2 separate regions of the Homo sapiens genome follow, and region 2 is linked to region 1. The links are chromatin contacts, found by Hi-C in ENCODE. All regions are on one chromosome and are shown on one strand. The core of a region is the stretch at or near the end of the contact, and the rest is flanking DNA. Distances in the headings are between cores, read along the strand shown.

Region 1 (4,437 bases), core at 492-2,991:
GTACCCATAGGTTAGCTAAAATCAAAATCTGACAATTCCAATTATTGGCAAGAATGCGGGGTAGCTAAAACTACATTCTGTGTACATTCTGTGGGGTAGCTTTACCCAAACTGTACAGTCACTTTGGGAAAGAATTTGGTATTATTTAGCAGATAGAAGACACACATAGCTAGCAATTTCATTTCTAGGTATACCTGAGATCAGGGCTCAGCAAACTTTAAAGGGCCAGATGTAAATGTGGTAGGCTTTGCAGGTAACATACAGCCTTTGTTGAATATTTGTTTTTAAAAAAACTATAAAAACATAAAAATCATTCTTAGCTGGGTGGCTGTACCAAGGCAAGCTATAGGCTGCATATGGCCTACATGCCAGTAGTTTGTTGATGTCTGCACTAGTTAGGGTGAAAATGTGAAGGGAATGGTGAATGATGAAGATTTGGCTCAGGTTTCAGGGTAACAGTTAAGAAAAACAAAGGCTGGATGCAGTGGCTCACGCCTGTAATCCCAGCACCTTGGGAGGCCAAGGCAGACGGATCACCTGAGGTCAGGAGTTCGAGACCAGCCTGGCCAACATGGTGAAACTCCCTGTCTTTTAAAAATACAAAAATTAGCCAGGCACGGCGGCAGCTGCCTGTAATCCCAGCTACTCGGGAGGCTGAGGCAGGAGAATCGCTTGAACCTGGGAGGTGGAGGTTGCAGTGTGCCGAGATCTCGCCACTGCACTCCAGCCTGGGTGAGAGCGAGACTCGGTCTACAAAAAAAAAAAAAAAAACAGTTCAGGGATAACAACAAAGGAAAACATGCTTTTATGAAACCAGATTTTCTCATTTCCTACAACATTACAGGCACTCGTTTAAATATTTATTGCTACCTGTTTTATATCGATAAGAGGTCATTTGGAAATGTTGATTACCTTGACATTCCATATCTCTAGACTTAAAGCTAACCTAATAAGTACAAAGCAGCCTTAGAAATTTATGTCTAGGTTTCTGGTAGTCAAATTTTTGAGGGCCTTGGCTACGATAAGATGATAAGACACAATCTCTGCTGTACAGGAGCTCTGAATGATTTTGTGTATGGGGTGGTGAAATATATAATCAAATTTAGTATGTATATATTGTACTGAGGGCAATTAAGTCACTCAATTCAGTATAAGTGCTGACTGGGCAGCCCCTGTGGGCATTTTGTCTCCGATATTAATAACAAATATCTATCAAAGACAACGCCGCCTGTAAAAACTACAAATATTTCGAAAGATTTTTGTGTTACCTATCTCATGTCATTCTTGGAAGAGCTCTGAGAGATAGGCAGTGTGGGGCCTATCTGAAAGAGAAGTAAAGTGGGACCTCTGAAAATCAAATTTGGCCGTGGTCACCTTGTAAATTGACAGTAAACCTGGGATTAAATTCAATCTCAGGCATTTCTCCTTTCTACTGAGTTAATTTAAATATAAGGTCTTTCCTTCTAGAGTGCAAAGTGAAAAGACAGCAGGAAGAGCTAACTACACTTCTACTTGCTCTCATTTACGCGCAGCGCTGCTGGTAGCTAGCGTGTCACCGCGTCGTGCTTCTCCTGACACCGGGACATTTACTTCACCCCCTCCCCCGGAATACCAGTACCTTATGCTCTCCTCCCAGCAGCCTGTGGGTGCCTCCTCCTTCCTCAGCCACGCCGGAGTTCACTGTGGCCTTTGCTCAAATTACCTGGGCGCAGCCATCTTTGGCTGACTCGTGACGCGGCGTGGGCGGGCGCCGGGTCGCGGCTGCTAATTGGACTGCGGGACGGAGGTTGCAGCCAGCAGCGGCTTTGGGCTGAGAAGCTTCCGGCCCTAGGAGGTGCCGGGAGGCTAAGCGTTGAGGTTTGTTTGCCTGGCGTAGAGTGTGCTCGTTTCACCTACTCTTGCCTCCCAGGACAGAACTTGTAGAAATTGTGAAATTTCGAGATATAAGTTGGGTGACCCTCAGTCAGCCTCTTCCATTGAAAACGTACCTCGGGCATATTACTTAACTTCCTGGTCAGTAGAGCCTACTTACGTTCTTGGCATGGGGTAAATGAAAACTGCACAGCTCTTGGCATATGATAGCTACTCAGGTTAAAAATAAGTCAAAGGTGAGCTATTTCTTGGCTCTATCGATTTTCTACTCTCCCTAGGAACTTAAGCTCCCTGTGCCATGTTTTGATCTGTATTGATTGCCCTACCATAATCAGCACCTCAGAGCTGCAGCTTATTTTTCTGAGGATTTCTCGTGTTCTCCAGAGTACTGCTTATTTGGAAGCAGTGTTGGGTGAAAGTCATCTTATTTCTTCTTGCTTTTTAAGTATAAATACTAGAAAATTTAGAATTATATATGTGGCTTGCATTATATTTCTATTGGACAGTGCTGTTCAGAAGGTACCTCTAATGCTCTCCTCCCAGCAGCCAGTGGATGCCTCACCAGGTCTTCCTCAGCCATGCTGGGGCTCCCTGCAACCTTTGCTCAGTTCGCTTGGACTAATTAACCCAATAGAAGGGAAAAATGCCTACAATTGAATTTTATCTTAACTCCATTAAGATTAGCAGGTAAACATTGTGCCAAAAAATATATAACTAACTGTAGCAATAAATACATGATCATAACACATTATCAGAAATCTTAATTATTCTCATCCTCTCAAATTTCTGAACAAGTGATAAAGTGTTGCATTGTCCAGATAATTTTTATACTGTCTCTCCATTGCAGGGTTGCTTGACCATTAGGCTCCATAGTGCCAAGAAGTCTGTAATTGCAGTTTCTAAACTTGCACAAATAGAAAGACTTATTTTCACGAAGGTGTACAAGAAGGAAAATTCCTAGTCTTTTTTTTATTTTTATTTTTTATTTTTTAGACAGAGTTTTGCTCTCGTCGGCCAGGCTGGAGTGCAATGGCCTGATCTCAGCTCATTGCAACTTCTGCCTTCCAGGTTCAAGCGATTCTCCTGCTTCAGCCTCCAGAGTAGCTGGGATTACAGGCGTGTGCCACCACGCCCAGCTGATCAGCTGATTTTTTTTTTTGTTTTTGAGACTGAGTCTCGTTCTGTCACCCAGGCTGGAGTGTAGTGGTGTGATTTCGGCTCACTGCAAGCCCCGCCTCCTGGGTTCACAGCATTCTCCTGCCTCAGCCTCCCAAGTAGCTGGGACTACAGGCTCCTGCCACCACGCCTGGCTAATTTTTTTGTATTTCTAGTAGAGACGGGGTTTCACTGTGTTAGCCGGGATGGTCTCTATCTCCTGACCTCGTGATCCACCCGCCTCGGCCTCCCAAAGTGCTGGGATAACAGGCGTGAGCCACCGTGCCCAGCCTCGGCTTATTTTTTAGTAAAGACAGGATTTCACCACGTTAGCCAGGCTGGTCTCGAACTCCTGACCTCAGGTGATCCACCCGCCTCGGTCTCCCAAAGTGCAGGGATTACAGGCGTGAACCAGCGTGCCTGGTCATCTAGTCTTTTACTCACTTTGCTTTTCATCTCAAGGTTTTAAGCAAACAAATCACAATATTCTGCTTACTACCTTTGCCTTAATGGAATTTCACTAGGCCTTCTCTGTAACTGTCTGTGTTTCCTAATTATGTAGAAACTATAAACCACCATCTTGTAGAGAATAATGGCCAATAAGGTTGAAAAGTTAAAAAAAAAAAAAAAAAAGAGCCAGAGTGTGGAATACTTCAAATGCCAGACTAAGAATTTGCTCCCTTTTGTTTGCTTTATTTTCTGGGAAACGTTAGTTATTAAAAATGGGAGTTAAAAAATTCATAGTTACACTATGATAAGATGCATATGATGTAGAAAAAAATGGAGGCAATACTGCAGATGGAGATTAGATAGGTGCCTCTAAATAAAAATCTCAAGGACATCTCATACTCCAAAGCTGAAAATCGTATATGTTTTCCTCTCTTATATCTACTGTTTCCTGTCTCAGGGCTTGACAACACCATCCATTTCATTGCACAAGCCAGAAACTTAAGTTCATCCACATTACTCCCTGCAGACTAATCAATCGTGAACAATTTATTGATTTTCTTCCTAGATATTCTTTACAGAAATCATTTCTTATTTAGGCACTGGAGGTGACTCTGTTCTCACAGATTCCACTCATCTTCCTTTCAGCAATTCTCTACATAGCATCTATGAAAATTTTTGTCAGACAATTTAGCTGAACTTGGGCTGTGCATGGAAGAGAGGGGATAGAAATGTAGCCAGAAATCTGCAATGTCTATGATGCTTGCACCAGACAACCGTAAGCTCTTTTTGGAAACAGGAAATAAAGAACAATTTGTCAAAGCATATTTTTCTGTCACTAAAAATACATGCCATTCTTTTGATTTTAAAAGTTTTGAGAAATGCCGAAAGAGAAAAGATAATTTAGTTTCTTATAGCTTGTCTGAACTCTCTAACAACAGAATATTGGCACATAAAATAGTT
Region 2 (4,460 bases), core at 970-3,469, 2.4 Mb after region 1:
TGAAAAAATCCTCAACACCACTGATCATTAGAGAAATGCAAATCAAAACTACAATGAGATGCCATCTCACACCCATCAGAATGGCAATTATTAAGAAAAAAAATTCACATATTGGTTAGGCTGTGAAGAAAAGGGAATGCTTATACTCTGTTGATGGGAATGCAAACTAGTTCAGCCACTATGGAAAGCAGTTTGGAGATTTCTCAAAGAACTTAAAATACAACTACCATTCAACCCAGCAATCCCACTACTGGGTATATACCCAAAGGAAAATAATTCATGCCATCAAAAAGACACAGAGCTGGGCACCGCAGCTCATGCCTGTAATCCCAGCACTTGGGAGGCCTAGGCGGGTGGATAGTTTGAGCCCAGGAGTTCTGGACCAGCCTGGGCAACATGGCAAGACCCCATCTCTACAAAACATGCAAAAATTAGCCAGTTGTGGTAGTGCACACCTGTAGTCACAGCTACTTGGAAGCCTGAGGCAGGAGGATCAGTTAAGCCCAGGAAGTTGAGGCTGCAGTGAGCCATGCACGACTGCACTCCAGCCTGAGTGACGCAGCAAAACCCTGCCTCAAGCCAAAAAAAAAAAAAAAAAAAAAAAGACACATGCAACCGTATGTTCATTGTAGTGCCATTCACGATAGCAAGGACATGAAATCAACCTAAGTGCCCATCAACAGTGGACTGGATAAAGAAAATGTGGTACATATACACCATGGAATATAATGCAGCCATAAAAATAAGGAAATTATACTCTTTGTAGCAACATGGATGGAACTGGAGCCATTATCCTATGCAACCTAATGCCAAGAACAGAAAACCAAATACACATGTTCTCACTTATAAGTAGGAGCTAAACATTGAATATATGATGGTAAACGTGGAAACAACAGGCATTGAGGATCATTAGATGAGGAAAGGGGGAGACGGACAGAGGGGCATGGGTTGAAAAAGCACCTGTTGAGTACTATGCTTACATCCTGTTGGGATCATTGGGACCCCTAACCTCGATATACCCTAAGGTTTTGCGTTTTGTATTTTGAAACTGGTAAGATCAAACTTTTTTCCCAATTTTTTTTTTTTTTTTTTAGATCGAGTCTCACTCTGTCGCCCAGGCTGGAGTGCAATGGTGTGATCTCGACTCACTGCAACCTCCGCCTCCAGGATTCAAGCGATTCTCCTACCTCAGCCTCCTGAGTAGCTGGGATTACAGGCATGTGCCACCACGCCCGGCTAATTTTGTATTTTTAATATAGACAGGGTTTCTCCACGTTGGTCAGGTTGGTCTCGAACTCCCGACCTCAGGTGATCTGCCCGCCTCGGCCTCCCAAAGTGCTGGAATTACAGGCATGAGCCACCACGCCCAGCCATCCCAGTGTTTTAAATAGCAATTTATATTTCCTCTTCATGAATTGTCTGTTAAAGCAGTTGTTGGCGGGAATCAAGTTTTGTTCTTTCAATGTGCTTCGGGCCTTAGAAATGGTGTTTGTTACTTAGTTGACTCTCACAAAGCTTTGAATACATATAGATAGAAACCTAGCCGTAATTGTTTAGAATCTTGAGAGAGTAAGCCACTAACACCGCACAACTGTGTGCCATTTTACAACTTACAGAGAATATTCATGAGTATTAGTGCATTTTAATACAACTACTGTGCATTGTTGCTTTCAGCATTTTACTATGCGGAGCAGTCTTGAGTAACTGAGGTCTGAGAAGGATAAATGGTGAAAATTCAAGGAATTTCTCCTAGAAACGGAGGAATTCGGCTTCCCTAAAGAAAGGACATACCGACTGAAATAGTTGGTCCTCCCGTGCACCAGAGGGTGAAGCAGCAGGATGTGACGCCTCACGAAAAGTGAGCGGCTTGCTGGACTACACTTCCCAGAAGGTTTCGTTGGCCCTCGCACTACGCAATCACCCAGAACGCTCAGCGGCCGAAAACTTCAGGTTCCAGGCTGCTGTGCGGCTAAATGCGACTCCATCTCCCCCGACCCAAGCGCGTAATGGCCGCTGGCTATCTTGGGGGAGCCAGCTGTTGGACTATGCCCCACTGCCAGGAAACAGGCGCCGGAAGGTTCTCTGACAAGATCTCGCTTTCCTAGGGCGGTGAAGGCGTTCAAAGGTCGGGAAGGGGCGCTGGGAGAAGCGGGGCAGCGCTGAGCCATGCTCGCGAACTGTGGGTCTGTCTGTGAAGAGACCCAGTTTCGTGGGACCACGGTGGCGCCTGCGCTGGGAGGTGAGCTTGTGACAGAGCGAAAACTACAATTCCCAGCATTCCTGTGGTGCCAGAACTACCTTGCCCGAAAGCCTGTGCGAGATTTACCCCGTCTTCCGCCTCCCTCCCACCGGAAAACTCTGAGGACATGAATAGTCGCCAGGCTTGGCGGCTCTTTCTCTCCCAAGGCAGAGGAGATCGTTGGGTTTCAAGGCCCCGCGGGCATTTCTCGCCGGCCCTGCGGAGAGGTGAGGCAAGGCGTCGTGTCATAGATGCCTGAGTGCTCTCTAGGGAGACGATGCCCGTGGGGTCGCGCCTGCTCGAGCGAACGGGAAGAGAAGGTGCCACGCCCTCCTCCCGGATTCACGCCTTGTGCTGGGCGACGCCGCTGCCTGCTGCCCCGACTTGCCCAGCTCGCCCCAAGGGGCGAGGACTGAGGAAAGCACTGCCTTTCTGTTCTTAAAGCGAACCTTTGAAGGCCTGGGCTTCGCGCCCGGCTTCTTTCTCAGCCGTTGTTTCCGTTTTTTGGTGACAAGAGGCTAGTAATCTCGTCAGGAGCCAACGTAAGGTAATCTGTGTTTGAGGGTGTCCTGTTTTCTTTTGTGGCCTGATCAAATTTTGATTTTGTTTTTTTAGGTGCTGGCCTCGAGCCCAGGTTTTTGGTAGACAGCATCATAAATTTCAGGCCACGTCTGCCTTATTCTCACTGGAATTCTCAGTACATTTCAGTCACATTGTAGACTTTGGGAAAATAAGTGAATACTGGAACCCACAAGTTTCCAACCTGTTGGCACCCCTGTTAACAGGGTGTCCTGAAGACATCTAACTTTATTCAGAGAAATGTTTCTAGGGCTAGGTTTTTGTTGTCGTCGTTGTTTTTCACCCCCAGTTTTTTAACTTCCCTCCCAGTTTTTAAACCGTTTTAAGGTTGTCCACAAAATAGGCGAATAGGCACCTCTTATCTCTGTTCACCTTCTTGAATCTTCAGTGCCAGGTACGCTGAGCCATTCGGTACCCAAACACTTCTACGCTGTTATTTATACTCCATATTGTTACTTGTGCTATTTTGCTCATTGTTTCATTTTAATCCACACCAGTAACAGCTGCAGTCAAAACTGCAGTTGTTGATCCTCCATCTGTGAGATTGCTGTTTAGCTGCCAGGGTCATTCACAAGGTCTCTTTTGTTAGGTATTTGAGTGTTTAGCATACATACACATTATGATGGATTTTACAAAAAGGAGGTAGCACTTTTGAACTCCAGGAAGTCATCCAGCTGCCATCTTTGTTGACTTTTACATATCCAAATGAAAACAAAATTAAATGTTCTTAGAGAATGAACTTTGAAGTGTATATCATACTGGGAAATAAATGACCATAAGTACATGTTAATGTTTTAACATAAAAGTTATCCCACTTGAATCTGAGTGTTCTTGGAGAAACCTTAAATCTCTTCTTACAACTAGTAGGATTTGTGTCCTTCCTCACTAAACAAATATTGAATGTTTATTTTATACAAGTAGTTTAAACTTGCCTAATAATGTCAATAATCAAGGGATTTGAAAACCTTGACCTCTGACCAATGGAAGGACCTTAGTTATTCTAGTGCAACTAGTGTAGCACGTTAGTAGACCAGCATGTAAGAATATATGCTGTTAATGCCTGTTCTTTTGAATTCCTGACAGAAAAGTAACTGGCTATACACTGAAGTGTTTCAGCTGTAAAATTAGCAGTAAATTAATATAAAACTTGCAGCTTAAATTTAATGGGACAACACTTTACATGTTTGCTTGGTTGTTTTTTCAAAAGTAAAATTTGACCTTTTCCAGCAAAGAGGAGCTTGGTGCAAGATAGGCCAGAGTTCCAATCCACAATCTATGACTTAGTAGTTTTGTGAAACTGGTTAAACCTTTAAACTCTTGAGTTTGTATCTCGCTATTACGAACAAACAAATCCACAAGATAGGTATCAAAGAAACAAAAGTAGTAACAATGAAAGGAAAGGTTTGGGGTTTTGTACAGATGTTTAAGTCTGTACAAAACTCTTCAAATTATTAAGGATCTGTTATTCCACTTTGAGCTGGAAACACTGATTCTGGGCACTTCATCTCCCCTACCTATTAATATGGCTGCAAAGACTTACTTATTTTTATTTTTTATTTTTTTGAGACAGGGTCTCTGTCACTCAGGCTGGTGTGCCTTGGCGCCATCTCGGCTCCCTGCAGCCTGTGCCTCCCAGGCTCAG

The links. Hi-C counts contacts between places; a loop is a spot of excess contacts on that map. Pooled maps may share reads with other maps.
Region 2: a pooled map shows a loop between it and region 1 (19-fold over the local background). The contact joins the promoter of CCDC90B-AS1 here to the promoter of TMEM126A in region 1. A Hi-C loop is called at or near these places in 9 of 50 pooled maps.

The regions. Positions count from the first base shown.
Region 1 is chr11:85,645,271-85,649,707 of GRCh38, reverse strand. TMEM126A (transmembrane protein 126A) reads right to left here and starts at 1,741. Exons shown (of 5, transcript NM_032273.4): 1 at 1,619-1,741. RefSeq lists enhancers at 1,491-1,760, 1,931-1,980.
Region 2 is chr11:83,283,879-83,288,338 of GRCh38, reverse strand. CCDC90B-AS1 (CCDC90B antisense RNA 1) reads right to left here and starts at 2,219. Exons shown (of 3, transcript NR_186344.1): 1 at 1,792-2,219. CCDC90B (coiled-coil domain containing 90B) reads left to right here and starts at 1,972. Exons shown (of 9, transcript NM_021825.5): 1 at 1,972-2,466. The coding sequence starts at 2,367. RefSeq lists enhancers at 1,935-2,584, 2,007-2,602, 2,635-2,714, 2,603-3,199.